Regions from separate parts of the Homo sapiens genome. Here region 1 is linked to region 2. A link is a loop called in an ENCODE intact Hi-C map of the cell type or tissue named here. Cell type or tissue: A673. All regions are shown on one strand.

Region 1 (8,000 bases), 170 kb after region 2:
CTCAATGCAATTGGTGTAGTTCCCCGCCTAACAGAATCACCCCATTGTTCTCACCGCTTTTTGGGAATCAGGGCAGCCAGTGCAGGTTGGCAGTGTAGGACCTCAGTGTGTCTTGTTTACTGAAGGTACACGTGTTGTTTTGAAATGCAGGTGAAGCCATATAATGTCTACATCACAGTTGCTTACCCACCAGACACAGACACACCTGGCTTTGCCGAAGAAAACAGAACAAAGGTCAGTATCCTACATGTCCCAATTTGAACCTCTAATGTTTACTGCTTTTCTGATTTTCTTTCTACTCTTCAGCTCACACTCGTTTTCACCAATCAACAATGTTTGTTGGGTAGAGTGCCTAGCTGGTTTCTGATGACCTTGAGATTCTCCAGGCAAATATTCCTTCTTTCCTTCCTCTTTTCCCTCACTTTATTTTCTTAAAGTTTAAATTTCTACCAGATTTTTTCTCTATAGAGACAGGGCCTCACTCTGCCATCCAGGCTGGAGTGCAGTGGTACAATCGTGGCTAACTGCATCCTCAAACTCTCAGGCTCAAGCAATCCTCCTGCCTCAGCCACCTGAGTAGCTGGGCCTACAGGCATGTGCCACCACACCTAGCTAATTTTTAATTTTTTTGTAGAGATGGAGTCTCACTATGTCGCCCAGGCTGGTGTCAAACTCCTGGCCTCAAGTGATCCTCCCTCCTCAGCCTCCCAGGTGCTGAGATTATAGGCATGAGCCATTGTACCCAGCCATTTCCAGCACATTTTTATCAAAGAAGTATGTCACACAGTTTTAGAGTCCAATATCAATCCTTTGCCTCATCTCTCCCATTCCCAATTCCTACTCCCTAGAGGTAGCCATTTATTTTAACTAACATGTTTATACTGCTTTTTTTTTTTTTAAGATTTAGAAATTATTTATTGACTTTCTACCGTGGAAGATAAAATTTAAGACCAGGCCAGGCACAGTGTGGCTCATGCCTGTAATCCCAGCACTTTGGGAGGCCTAGGCAAGAAGATCACTTGAGGCCAGGAGTTCAAGACCAGCCTGGGCAACATAACAAAACCCTGTCTCTACAAAAAATTTAAAAATTAGCCAGGCATGGTGGCACATGCTTGTAGTTCCAGCTACTCAGGAGGCTGAGGTGGGAGGATCATTTGAGCCAGGGAGGTTGAGGCTGCAGTGAGCCATGATTGTAGTACTGCATTTCGACCTGGGTGACAGAGCGAGAACCAATATCTAAAAAAAAAAAAAATTAAAATTAAAAATAAAAAAATAAAAATTTAAGGCCAGCCATGGTGTCTCACACCTGTAATCCCAGTACTTTGGGAGGCCATGGCAGGAGGATTGATTGAGCCCAGGAGTTCGAGACCAGCCTAGGCAACATAGCAAGACCCTTTCCCTACAAAAAAATAAGCAAAATTAGAATTGTTCCAGCTACTCAGGAGGCTAAGGTGGAAGGATAGTGTATTAGTCCGTTCTTGCATTACTATAAATAAATGCCTGAGATTGGGTAATTTACACGTAAAAGAGGTTTAATTTGCTCACAGTTCCACAGGCTGTACAGTCTGCTGCTTCTGGGGAGGCCTCAGGAAACTTACAGTCTTAGGTAAAGGGAAAGCAGGTACGTCTTACGTGGTCGGAGCAGGAGGAAGAGAGAGAGGGGAGGTGCCACACACTTTTAAACAACCAGATCTCGTGAGAACTCACTCAGTATCACGAGAATAGCAAGAGGGAAATCCACCCCCATGATCCAGTGACCTCCCACCAGGTCCCTCCTCCAACATTGGGGATTGTAGTTGGACCTGAGATTTGCATGGGGACACAGATCCGAACCATATCAGATAGTTTGAGCCTAGGACGTCGAGGCTGCAGTGAGCCAAGATTGCGCCACTGCACTCCAGCCTGGGCAATAGAGTAAGACTTGTTTCAAAACAAAAACATTAAGACTCATATCTGTTCCCCATTCCCTGTGTACTCCTCCCATCTCTTTAGTTAAATCAGGTTTAGTGCTCATATTAATATTATGCACACTTGGACCATTCTATAGTGACATTTCCTTTCTTGCCTTTTCATTTGCTTAGCTTTGTAATTATCTATAACTAATTCAGTCCCAGATTCAAACAGAACTGAGATTCTCCTTTTGATCCATGTGAGCACATTGGACATTCTATTAGATTCATTCTTTTTTCCTCAGACATTTCTCCTGGGGTCGTCCCCGTTCCTGGTCTGTTCTAGTTCTGCCACCCAGCGGTGGTGTCAGGACTTGTCTTCACCTCACACTGCACGTTCCCTTCTCCCCTCCCTTTGACGGAGCCCATGACTCTCACTTTTTTGGTTTATCTGCTCATTTTGGTGGAGCTATAATATTTTCCACCAATTTTCTGAGAAAGGGCACATCAGAGGTAATATTGTTTTAGAAACAACATGTCTGAAAATGCCTTTATTTTTATTTTAACCTTTTTTTTTTTTTTTTTTGTGATAGAGTCTTGCTCTGTCACCCATGCTGGAGTGCAGTGGTGCAATGTTGGCTCACTGCAACCTCTGCCTCCTGGGTTCAAGAGATTCTCGTGCCTCAGCCTCCTGAGTAGCTGGGATTACAGGTGCGTGCCACCAAGCCCGGCTGATTTTTTGTATTTTTTTTTAGTAGAGACGGGGTTTCACCATGTTGGCCAGGCTGGTCTCCAACTCCTGGCCCACTCTGGCCTCCCAAAGTGCTGGGATTACAGGCATAAGCCACTGTGCCTGGCCATTTTTCTTTATTCTTATGTATTGTTTTGTTAAGTACAGATTTCTAGTTTGGAAATAATGTTTCCTCAGATTTCTGTGAGCATTTATTGATTTCCAGCTTCCAGAATTTCTGTGGAATCCAGTGCTATTTTGATTCCCAACCTTTTGTATAGAACCTGTTTTTCCATTTATTTTTGGAAACCTTGTGTCCCTTTTTATCCTTATTTAATGGATTTTGGCATGAAATCTTCTCATTTCATATGAGCCCTTTTATTTTATCAACTTTTGTTCTGGGACATTTTATTATATTACTCCTTTTATCACTTCTTTCTTCCCAAAGTATTTCAAGTGTTCATTCTCTCTGGAGCATTTATTATTCAGATTTTTGAACTTTCTGGACTGATCCTCTAATTTCCTTCTATTTTCTCTCTCTTTTTTTTTTTAATCTCTTGGGCCTTTTGTTCTCCCTTCTAGGTTTTTATTCGCTTTATCCTTAAACCTTTTTGTTGAAATCTTTATTTCTACTGGGTTACATAAAAATTACTTTAGATCTCTTTTCTCTGAATATTTAAAACAGTTTTTAAAAATAGCTTCTTGCCTTATTTCATGGATTTCATATTTTCTCTTATGTCTAAGGATATTCACTCTGGATGTTTAGCCTTGTTTTTTTGTTGCTGTTGTTTTGTTTGAAAATTTCTTCTATATCTTGTATTATTTATTTCCTCCTACTTTCTTTTTCTCTGTTGTTGTTTTTTCCGGCTTCCTGAAATGTCTGTTGATCCTTGATTGTCCATATTTAAGAGTGATGCACTAAAATGCCAATTGTAAATCTCTAGCTTCTCAGCTGTTTACTATAGGATGATCAGGAGGGGATGCAGCCACTTCATTAGAAGATTCTCATATGCCAGCATCTGCTCACTTTTCTCATGGTTTGATCAGTTTCCCTACTGAGGAATCATGTCTTCTTCTGCCTTTGGGAGAGTAAGACTTGCTGTCTGTGTTGTGGGAGGCAAGCAGGGCAGGAGGGCTGGGGAGCTCACCACCTACGTGCCAACTTTTGCTTAATTTTTCTGTTTCTACAAAGTGCCTTATAACTACTCTTAGTGGTGAGAATTAAGAATCTGGTTAGTAAATTGCTAATCTTTTGCCATCGTAGAGGAGATGACTTGGGGTCTGATGATTTGAGTCTCCATTGCACTTATCACAGCTTATAACAGAAGCTTCTCATAGCACTTAAAACAGACATATCTTTTATATAAAATGACTGCCAGTCATCCTGAGCTGAATATAAGCTTCACACTTTTTCAATGGAATATTCCCTTTGCCTTGACACATAGTAGTTGCTTTTTTGAGCAAATGAATAGGTGAAGCGGGAAGAAAGGAATTAATCAGAACTTACCACCTTGAACTGTGGCCAATTTTAGTTTTATATATTTTTTTCTCTTTTATACGAATACTTTGTAAATGTGAATCTCTGCAGCATAAAAATTGGCACTTAAACTCCCTAGACTGTATATTTGTAGAAAGATGTTTGTGATTTAGGTTTTTTCCCCCTATTCTTTTCTCTTTGGCTCTGCCTTTTTAAAAATTACTGCTATTTCAAAGAAGTAAATTTAAGCCAAATGTCCTGTCTTAGAATAAGCAGAGATCTTCTAAGCAGCTTTGCAACATTCGGTATGCAGTCTTTTAGTTTGAAGCCAGAGCTGACAAAGGGTGGTGATTTCCCTGTTAAGGTTTGATTCTGATGTTGATTAAGTTGGGGTTTTTTCAGTAAAATTTTGGGCAGACTTGTTGGGGGTAAATACAATTCTACATTGATGTGTGGGCCCTTTAGGGGGCGCCATAGTACTTTAGAATCTTATGTGTATTTAGTGTGGTTATGCCAGCCTGGGGGTCTGGAAGAATGAATCGTGGCTCCTTCAAAACAGCCTTTCTCTTAAGAAAGGTTCATAAGAAATACTTGATCTTTATGAAATACTTTACTTTCCTATTTTAAGAAAATATAATCTGGTTTTTATTTTCTTTAATTCCTTCAAGCTTACGTGGTAAAGTTTACAGTCTCATGCAGTTTAAGGCTTTTGTTTGACACTTCTACTTGAAATTATTTGACACTTCTAATTGAAACTAACTGAAATAATTTTTGAGCACACATATGCAAGACATCGCAAAGAAAAGCCAAAGATAAATAATTTCTTACAAAAAAGGCCCTGCCCACAAGAAACTTAGGAGGTAAAATGCAAATGCACAAGTAGCTATAATGTGTATTAAAACAGAAATGTTCACAGAAGAAAGAGAGAGGTTACTGCCAGTTAGGTATTTAGGGAAGGCTTTTTGAGTTAGGTAAGAGTTGAGATGGACCTTTTGAGGAAGAAAAGGCTAAGATTTGGGGTCTGCAGCTCCAGCCTGGTAACTAGCATGCAGCCCATCTAGGGACCACTCAGGGTTATCTCCTAAGTGGCTCCTTCTGTTTCAGTGTCCTGTGCATTTGCCTCCTCAGCAAGTCCTTTAAGAAGCATCTGCAGTTGTTGAATGGGGGCTGGGTTGCGACTGTCCCTGCCTTGGGCGCCAGGTTCATCCCCAGGGATCAGCCCTCTGCTGACCTGGGAATATGGTCAGAATGGAGTTGCTGGTCTTGGGAGCAGGCTTGCTCTGGACACAGGTCTAGCCTCTACAGAAAAGCACCATCATTCAGGTGTCCGGCCAGCACTGAGGAGTCAAAGGGGGTCTTTCTGAACTTGTATCCAGTGATGTGTTCTCACTCTAGCTTTGATGGTCCTCAGTGGAGCCAAGACTCCGTATGTTCTAAGAGAATGGCAAAGGCCTCCTTGTCTTGTGTTAGCTACTGGGTAGAATTTTACGTAGTAACTAGGTAGACACTGATTTAGAATCCAGATGGACCTTATTCTAGAAATAGGAATCTGCCCAAAGGTAGAAAATTGGAATTATTTGTAAATCAGGAGGCTGTAAGAATAATTTATTTTTAATGTAATGGGCAATCATGATATTGTTATGTACATGTTTTTCCACTTTTAGCCTTTGGAGACTCGACTTATTTCAGAGACCACATCTGTGTGCAAACCAGAACAGGTGGCCAAACAAATTGTTAAAGATGCCATAGTAAGTAAAATCCTTGTTTTCTGTACTATTTGTGTTTGTAGTACTATATTTCTGAAAAGATATTTGTCCAAGGACTTACTTCAAAACATCAATTATTAGAATTTTTTAGTCTGTCAGATTTGTCATATCTAATATTGGACTCAACTTTTCTTCTTTTAGACGCTTTATTGACTCCATATTAGTGAGTAGCCTCCTGAAAACTGATTGTATACCTTAATCTGAGGAACAGGTTTACTAGAAGGATGTCTGGAAACACCGGTTCTTTAAAAAGAAAATGAGACTTTCCTATGAGTGTAAACGATATATACTATGTCCCATATACACCTGGCTGCTTTCTCTCCCATTCCTGCTTCCCAGTATCATTTTCCCAAAAGTTAGCTAACGAGAAAGTGCCACCAGCCCCGTGGGCCTGTCCTCCTGTCTTCCCTGTTGATATGTTTTTTAATTCAGAATCAAAAATGGTATTTTAAGAAATGATGTGCTGTTTTGTAGAAGAACAACATATGTGCCTCATGCTTTTTGACAACATTTCTGTTAATGCGGAAAAATGCACATTTATGAGGGATGTCTGTAAACCACAGACCCACACTGAATTTGGAAAATCTATAGGACCATTGGAATGAGAGGTGTCAGCACATGGTGGACAGCCTTGAAGTGGCCTAAATGCTGTCACATTAGACTGAACTGAGCAGAATGAGAATAGTGAATTCTGTTGAAATATATACATGTGTGAAGAACTTTGTCCTGAGTGCATTAAAAGGCTCAGGAAGATGGCACAAGTGAGACTTTATTTTTCCTGCTTATCTCGGGTCAAAGCAAATGCATTTGGTGTTTTTTGTTGTTGTTGTTGTTTTGTTTGTTTGTTTGTTTTGAGACGGAGTTTTGCTCTTGTTGCCCAGGCTGGAGTGCAGTGGCACGATCTTGGCTCACTGCAACCTCTGCCTCCTGGGTTTAAGTGATTCTCCTGCCTCGGCCTTCTGAGTAGCTGGGATTACAGGTGCTCACAACCACACCTGGCTAATTTTTTGTATTTGTAGTAGAAATGGGGCTTCACCATGTTGGCCAGGCTGGTCTCGAACTCCTGATTTCGGGTAATCCGCACGCCTCAGCCTCTTGGCCAAAGTGCTGGGATTACAGGCGTGAGCTCCGTGCCCAGCCCATTCAGTGTTTCTAATGATGCTAAATAGCTCTTAGTATTTTGGCAGTATTCATTTAGTTTAGTGGTTTTCAAACTTTTCTTCTCTTGACCACTTTACATTCTTACAAATTGTCAACAACCCCAGAGAACTTTTGTTTATTTACATGGCTATATTTATTGATATTTGCCATATTTGAAATGGAAGCTGTTTGTAATATTTATTGATTCATTAAAAATAACAAAAATGGCTGGGCACAGTGACTCGTGCCTGTAATCCCAACACTTTGGGAGGCCAAGGCGGGCGGATCACCTGAAGTCAGGAGTTCAATACCAGCCTGACCAATATGATGAAACCCCGTCTCTACTAAAAATACAAAAATTAGTCGGGTGTGGTGACATGCGCCTGTAATCCCAGCTACTTGGGAGGCTGAGACAGGAGAATCGCTTGAACCCAGGAGGTGGAGACTGCAGTGAGCTGAGATTGAGCCATTGTGCTCCAGCCTGGGCAACAAGAGCAAAACTCCATATATATATATATATATATATATTCACATATATATATATATAAAGTCACATATATATATATATAAAGTCACATATATATAAAGTGACTTTTTTTAAACAAAATTTACTACTTTTCAAAACAAAAGTTCAGTGAGGACGGTGGCATTGGTTCACATTTTCACCAGTTGCTTTAAGGTCTGCATTAACAGCTGGATTCAAATAGCTGCTTCTGCATTCCATCTGTTGTAATAATGTTGTTTTGATGGAAGGATATACAGAAAATCTGGCCTGAGACAGATACGGAGTTGGGAAAGGGAAGACTATTTTACTAGGCTTTTCAGATAATTATGGACATTCTTTTTTGATATCAAACCCAAACTCAACAAATGGTAGTTTCTTAAAGGTTAGTTGCAGTATAGAATTGGAAACTACATCAATGAATGTTTTGTTCTCTGTTACATTAAATTCCATTGGTCCGTCTTGTACTTTGAATGGATCTTTTAACCATTCATGA
Region 2 (8,000 bases):
CTTGTTCTCATTTTCCTGCCAAAGTTGGGGGGAGGGGGGCGGCGCACATAGCAATCATGCCTCTTCACCTTTGGGAGGACAACCTTTGTTCCTAGTGTCAGAGAGGAGTGTCAGACCCTTGACCATGCTTTTAGGGATGGAAATGGCAGCCGTCTCCACATAGATGGATGGGTGAGGGATGGCTCAGGATGGAGGATTTGTTTGGGCCCCGTGAACTATTAGCTTCAAGAGGAATCTCAGAAATCCCTGAGATAAAGACCCTCCCTCCCTCATATACAGGTATTGATAGGAGTGGTTTGGTTGCTGGAATCCAGGGCTTCCTCCCACACCAGGGTTCTTTCCATAGTATCCACATGGCAACCGGAAAAATCTTGATTTTTCTTACTAAGTCTATTTCCCAGCTAAGTTGACTTTTCCCAAAACTCACTCTACTAAACAATTGTCCTCCAAGATGCAGGGTGACTACCAGGTTTAGAGGTCGTATAAATTTAAGAAACCAGGACGGGCACGGTAGCTCACTGCCTGTAATCCCAGCACTTTGGGAGGCCAAGGTGGGCGGATCGTGAGGTAGGAGATCGAGACCATCCTGGCTAACACAGTGAAACCCCGTCTCTACTAAAAATACAAAAATTAGCCGGGCGTGGTGGCGTGTACCTGTAGTCCCAGCTACTCTGGAGACTGAGGCAGGAGAATGGCGTGAACCCGAGAGGCAGAGCTTGCAGTGAGCCGAGATCATGCCACTGCACTCCAGCCTGGGCAACAGAGCGAGACTCCGTCTCTAAAAATAAAATAAAATAAATAAGGAACGAGACACTGTACCCTCCTCCAGATATTCAGAAAAGACGTCAACTGCGTCAATTTTTTTTTTTTTTTTTTTGAGGCAGAGTCTTGCTCTGTTGCCCAGGCTGCAGTGCAATGGTGCAATCTCCTTTCACTGCAACCTCCGCCTTCCTGGTTCAAGTGATTCTCCTGCCTCAGCCTCCTAGCTAATTTTTGTATTTTTAGTAGAGTCAGGGTTTCACCACGTTGGCCAGGCTGGACTCGAACTCCTGACCTCAGGTGACCCACCTGCCTCAGCCTCCCAAAATGCTGGGATTACAGGCGTGAGCCACTGCGCCCGGCCACATCAACTTCTTGAAAGCTTGAAGAGTACTGCAGAACCTGTTTAATTTGGTTCAAAACAGCTTTTTCAAGATTTTTCAACCACGGACTCCTATTTCATAGCAGCTTCTCATACCCTACACAACTACTGTTCCTCCAGACACACTTTCAGAAACACAAGACGATCTTGTTTTATGTCATCAGAGAAGCCCTCATTAGATGCAAGAGGCAACCAACACAAACACATAGATCACCTGCCCATTCAAACTCTATTTTCCATCCATTGAAAATATGCCTTGGTATTTATTTTACTGTGTGATAGATCCTGTCCCAGGAGATGTGAGAAGTGCAAAGCAGCCTGTGATAGAGACAGGGAGGGCTGTCATTTCAGGCCACGTGCAACTGGCAAGACTCCTCAAATGCGGTCAGAAGTTCCAGGGACACGTCTGTATCTATCTCATCTCTAATGGAGAATAATGCCATTTCCTTTGTCTGTTCCAGGCCTTGGGAGAGGAATAGTCATTTGCCGTTAGTGAAACAGTTTGATCTCTTTTCTCAAAAAGCTTTCACAAACTCAAGCAGCTGTTACTGTCTGGCAGAGGATGGTGACAAGGACAAAAGAACAGGGAAACGCCCATCACCTAAATCTTCCATGACTGTAGGGTGGGGTTGAGGGTAAGAATGTTGTGCTAGTGGTTTCTAGTCCAAGAGCTAAAACTTAGAAGGGAAGTCTTTTTAATCTGATATAAATCACAAATGCCATACAGTTGACTGAACAGGACTCCTGAGAAAGAAACAGAATTTTCCAAAAATTACATTTAACCAGACATATTTGAAAAGCAAGTATTTATGGAATGTTTACTTATTATGTAAACATTTAACTTTTATTTTTATCTACATTCATTTGTCTTCTATTCAACATAACATTTCATTTTTAACATAGAGGAAAATCTGCCCTTGAAGCTTTTTGTTTTGTTTTTTCCTATGAATCATCAATTTCTTGATGCAAAGCAACCAACACTAAACAGGCTAAAGGGACTTTAGGTCTCTTTCATTTTTTATTTGTAAAAATGTATGGGCACACATGAAATTTTGTTCCATGTCATGTGTAAAATGTGTAGTGATCAAGTCAGGGTATGTGGCTGTCCATCACCCAAGTACAATACATTTTTGTTAAGTACAGTCACCCTACTCTGAAATCAAACATTGACTCTATTCCTTCGATCTCACTATATGTTTGTACCCTTTAAGCCACTTTTCTTCATCTTCCCCTCCTCCCCCAGCTCACCCCTCCCAGTCTCTGATCTCTATCTTTCCACACTCTACCTCCATGTGATCAAATATCGTAGCTCTCACATATAAGTGAGAACATTTAATATTTGTCTTTTTATGTGGGTTATTTCACCTAAGATGATTAATCTGTCTTATTTTACTTCAGATAATGACCTTCAGTTCCATCCATGTTTCTGCAAATGACATGATTTAATTCTTTTTTATGGCCAAATACAAGTAAGTTTTGTAATATAATCAAATCATAGTGATTAAAAAGTATGGACTGTGGAGTCAGAGAGCTGGGGTTTAAGTCCTAACCATATAACTCAGTAGCCATCTGTGCTCAGCAAGCTTTTTTGTGTCGCATGTCTGAACTTTAGCACCTTTCACCTCAAATGGTGCCCCATAGGGTTGCTGTGGAAGCTGAATTATAACATATGTCATGTCTAGCAAAGTGTCTGGCTCATAATAATTTCTCCAAGAATGGCAGTGGTGATGGTAGGAGTCATAGTTGGAAAAAGTAATCACTCATAATTATTATACAATCATAATGAAAGATAGAGAGGCACTGGGAAAACCACTAAAATATATATATACATTTTATATATATATAAAATGTATATATATATAATATATATATGTGTGTGTGTAACAATCAGGAATGCACACATATTTCACCAAAAAACATGTACTAGAATATTCACAATGGTACTATTTGTAATAGCCCAAACCTGGAAATACCCACATGTCCATCAAGAGTAGAATGAATAAATTGTGATATATTCATAACATATCAATCACAAAGATTTTAGAAATCTTAAACAGATAGTGGCTCACGCTTGTAATCCCAGCACTTTGGGAGGCCAAGGCGGGCAGATCACCTGAAGTCAGGATTTCAAGACCAGCCTAGCCAACATGGTGAAACCCCGTCTCTACTAAAAATACAAAAAATTAGCCAGGTGGGGTGGCAGATGCCTGTAGTCCCAGCTACTCAGGAGGCTGAGGCATGAGAATCACTTGAACCTGGGAGGGAGGGAAGTTGTAGTGAGCCAAGATTGCACCACTGCACTCCAGCCTGGGCAACAGAGAGAGAGACTGCCTCAAAAAATAATAATAATAATAATAATTACAGATGATTAAGTATAGAGGTGTCCATAGTAATATTATCTATAACAGAAAAACCAGAAACTAGCTGAATATTCATCAGTAAGGAAATAACTAAATATATGTTTTCATAGTCATAATGTTCACAAATCCAAGCCCTGCTATTTACCCATTTGGAGGCATTATCCAATTCTTCTAAGCCCATATTTCCTCATAAAATAGATAGGCATGGCCCTTAACTTCAGGGTCACTGTGAGAATAAGCAAAGGCAGTAATTGGGCCCCTTACTGGTGGACTGTCTCTGACTCTAGGGATGTTTTAGTTGACAAGGAAAGGACTGCCAGGATATGACAAATATTTGGAACTCCTCCTAAATAGAGAAGGTCTGGAAGAGAGGAATTCTTTCAGGTTCATTCAGTGACCCCTGTCAGGGATCGCTGTCAGTTGGAAGAGGGCATGGAGCAGAGAGGTTAGGAAGTCCAGCTCTGGAGTCTGTCTTCATGAGTTCAAATATAGCCACCAACATGCATTAGCTCTGTGACCTTGAGTAGGTTGTCTATCCATTCTCTGTCTCAGCGTCCTCATTTATAAGATGGGATCATGGTTTCCTCCTGAAAGGTCTGTGGAGAGGACAAAATGAGATAATATACCTGTGACCAGTTTGCTAGTGAGCTGGGCTGGGCAGGGTGCTTGCAGAATGCACTGAATTCTTCCTTTCCAAACCGACCCTCTTTCATCTTCCTCCTCATCCTAGACAAAACCCCCCAGACTATCCACTAGATGACAGTACCCCAGCTGTGACAATGAAAATGTCCCCTAGGGGGCAGAATTTCCCCTGGTTGAAAAATCACTGAATTAAGACTGTCCCAGATAAGATGACCAAAATTTTCAGTGTTTTCCAAATTGCAGGAGACACTTTAAGCTCCCTGCATTCTTGGTTTAAAGAGGCACAAATCTCTCCCTTCCTCTAAAAACTCACTAATGTTTTTCACAGTCATCTCACATTTTGTATTTCATAGCCTGGATAAGAGGGATGATGAACCAAGCGGGCAAAATCTGGCTTTGACCACCCCCAGCAATCCCACACAAATAATCTTTTAAGGATGTGGGGGCATTTGTCAGCTTTTGTACTCATCATTTGTTGAAAGAGGAGACACGTTTAGTTCAAGCACACAATAGGGACAGAAAAGAGGCTATGTTGAATATTAGGTTCAGGGACACCATAACTAATTTAAAACAAATGTGCATGGCATTGAGAAAAACACTCTTCATAAGAAGAAACAATGTTTTAAGCACATACAGTGTCCTAATATAATGACTTTTGAGGGTGGGTTTAGAGTGAAAAGGGCTGGGAAGATCTCTATGTCCCAAGGTGTCTGATTCCATTATAGATGTTTATGCAGTTGAGAGTCATTCTAGCACTGCCCTGGTCTTTTACTCCCTAGGATGAAAGGAGTGTGGGAGAAAGAAGTCAGAGCTGAGGGCTAGGAAGAAAGGAAAACAAGGGAAAAGAGGAAGTAATTATTCTTATTTCTTTTTAGTCTGCCTCAATCTTCAAAAGAGCATTTTACCTACAGGGATGCTTTGGGGTTTTTTGGGGTTTGTTCTTTTTGTTTTGTTTTGTTTTTGTTGTTTTTATGTTTTGAGTTTTTGTTTTGTTTTTTTTTTTTGAGACGGAGTTTTGCTCTGTCGCCAGGCTAGAGTGCAGTGGCCTGATCTTGGCTCACTGCAACCTCCGCCTCCCAGGTTCAAGCGATTCTCCTGCCTCAGCCTCCTGAGTAGCTGGGTCTACAGGTGGGCGCCACCACGCCCAGCTAATTTTTGTATTTTTAGTAGAGACGGGGTTTCACTATGTTGGCCAGGATGGTCTCAATCTCTTGACCTTGTGATCTGCCTGCTTCAGGGATGCTTTTGTAAACGCACGGCTTGGTTCTATTTCAAAATAGTCTAACTTAATAGGAAAAAAAAAACAAGACATGTAGTTCAATAATATTTTATTGTCAATAGCATAGGAAAAATTCAATATTGAATCTCAGAACAAGAAGAACCTATTTACAATGCAGGTCAAGGAAGAGATGGGAGAAGGAATGTCACAAAATTTTTGGTAAATACATATTTTTTATAGAGAAGTAATCCATGAACCTGCAACACGGATAGCTTATCCAACCAACTTTACAAATTACTATTAATATAAGTTACATGCTTGCCATCTAAAGTAACTAAACCCATAGACTGAAAAACTATGTGTCAAGGTAACGTGAGCACTTTAATCACTTTACTTATATTTTCTAAAGGCAGTAGTTTCCTCTCCTTTTCCCGCTATCATATTAGATGAAGAGACAAGTTCCTTCAACACAAATTCTGATATCGGCTATTGTGAGAATCCCTGTGCAAGTCAGCTAGAAGCCCCTGCCACCAGTCTAGTGCCAACCAAATGACCAGATGGGACAGCTATCAAAAATGAAAGTGAATTTATATTAAGATCTGAACTTCCTCTTGGGGTCTTGCATTTCAGCTACTAGAGGTCTATAATTCCTTATCCAACATTCCACAATCTGAAAAGCTCTGCGAACGAAGTGTTTTTGTAAGTTGGTGGCATACGCATTTGGCAGCAAATTTTGACCCCTTATGGGCTACTTAGTCTTTATGTATCCATTTTGTCTGAATATTCTACATTTTGTTGCAGCATATTAAGGTGTTGATTTATAGGGTGCTGCCCCAGATCTGATCCATGAAGTTCTATAACATACAGTGTATGTAAAATATTATCTTTTGAAAATCCCCAAAATTCAGAATTTTAATAAACACCTGCCTGCCAGGGCTTAACATAAGGACTTCTGGACCTATAGTAGCCTGAGCATGTGCCCAAGTTTCACTGGAGCCAGGGCAGTTTCGTGGGTCCCATGCACTACACTTTCTTCAGTCTTTCAGGGAAGCGAGAATGTCTGGAACATTCTCTATCCCAAAGAAGGAAAGCATAGTGCTGGGAAGAAGAGCTTCCAAATCTTCCTTATAGGAATTTTCTTTGTGGAAGACTGTATTTCTGCCAACTACCCCGGACAATTTGACAAATAATGAATAAATATTTTTCCTCTAACGTGATTCCTTTTCATTAAAAGCGTATGTCATTGTCTTATGGGAAAAAAGGAAACAAAAGATAGAATTGGAAAAAAAAAAAAGGTCTATCTGTGTGAAGGCTACATATGACAAGTACTGGCGGCTTCCTGATCCAGCAACATTAGCAATTTATTGTATCTAGAAAATGAATCTCTGGATGCAGAGTTTACAGAAATCGGCATCCACAGAAAAGTCAGGGAGGACTTAACATGGGCTATGCCACTTAAGGAGAACAGAATTTGCCAAAGAAAATAATGTTTCGAGTTTTGTTGTGCCTGATGATGTAAATAAAGGGATGGTCAGCATTCAATTCATCCTTGTGCTGCAGGATCCGTGCTCCTGGCACCTCTATGGAATCCCCACCATCTTCAGTTATTTCTAAGCACACTTTGTGGATAACATTTGATAGGGCCACTCCCTTGGTCTCTGACATTCCAGAGAAATCAGATGTGTCTTCACTGAAGATATGTTTCAGCCCTAGATTTTCCAGACAAGCCTTGGGATCAATCATCTTTTCCACCTTAAATTTTGGAATGGAGAGTTTGACCTTGGCATTGGCCATGGTGCTGGGATTAGTCCACTGTGACAGTGACTCTGAGTTGAGTTGTTTTTCAATCTGAAGGACAAAAATGAAAAGAAATTATTTTTATTTATTTCCAACTGTAAAAGACCTGGCTCAATTGAAAACATAAGGTGTTATGATAAGCCCAGCTTCAAAGCAGTCTGGGTGGAACATCAAAGATGGCCCAGAAGTTTTTGGTATGTGACTCAGGAGACCCAGCAGCCACCCAGCTGTGTCCTCCTCCTCCCCAGCCTATAACAGTGTTCCATGTGCACTGAAATTTATGAGGACAGGGTTCTGTTTTTTCATTTTAAGTTAGAGAGTAGTTTTTTGTTTGTTTGTTTGTTTGTTTGGGTTTTTTTTAGACAATCTTGTTCTGTCACCCGGGCTGGAGTGTAATAGTGTGATCGTCGCTCATTGCAACCTCTGCCTCCTGGGTTCAAGCAATTCTCGTGCCTCAGCCTCTCGAGTAGCTGGGATTACAGGCACACTCCACCATGCCCAGCTAAATTTTCTTTTGTATTTGTAGTAGAGACAGGGTTTCATCATGTTGGCCAAGCTGGTCTCAAACTCCTGGCTTCAAGTGATGTGCCAGCCTCAGCCTCCCAAAGTGCTGGGATTAAAGGTGTGAGCCACCGCACCCAACCTTAAGTTAGAGAGTAGATTTATAGAAACAAATGCCTGGATCATGATGTTGCATACACAATAGTGAAATGAATATAAAATTAGAAAGCTTTTTACACATATTTCTTGAATGCTTATTGTAATTTCTCTACGAGGAAATCCAGAATATTCATGTACTAGGAATGGCATCAGATTTAGAAAATTAAATTAAAGCTAAAGT

The links. A loop is a pair of places that touch in the nucleus more often than their neighbours do. Peaks named below come from ENCODE experiments on the same cell type or tissue, not always from the same donor. Only the 100,000 strongest peaks of a DNase experiment are listed, where the experiment ranks them.
Region 1: it touches region 2 in a loop (2.6-fold over the local background); 5 of 110 quality-filtered maps call a loop at or near these places.

What each region holds. Positions count from the first base shown.
Region 1 is chr18:63,336,644-63,344,643 of GRCh38, reverse strand. KDSR (3-ketodihydrosphingosine reductase) reads left to right here. Exons shown (of 10, transcript NM_002035.4): 7 at 151-234; 8 at 5,761-5,844. Among named protein-coding and RNA genes, the nearest start is that of BCL2, 21 kb to the right of the region's middle. In A673, CTCF peaks have their summits at 2,233 (motif pointing left) and 4,548 (motif pointing right); DNase peaks (open chromatin) are centred at 2,233 and 4,573; H3K27ac peaks cover 3,889 bases.
Region 2 is chr18:63,502,540-63,510,539 of GRCh38, reverse strand. SERPINB5 (serpin family B member 5) reads right to left here. Exons shown (of 7, transcript NM_002639.5): 7 at 5,455-7,210. The coding sequence ends at 6,818. Among named protein-coding and RNA genes, the nearest start is that of SERPINB5, 30 kb to the right of the region's middle. In A673, a CTCF peak has its summit at 4,293 (motif pointing right); DNase peaks (open chromatin) are centred at 1,699 and 4,299; H3K27ac peaks cover 587 bases.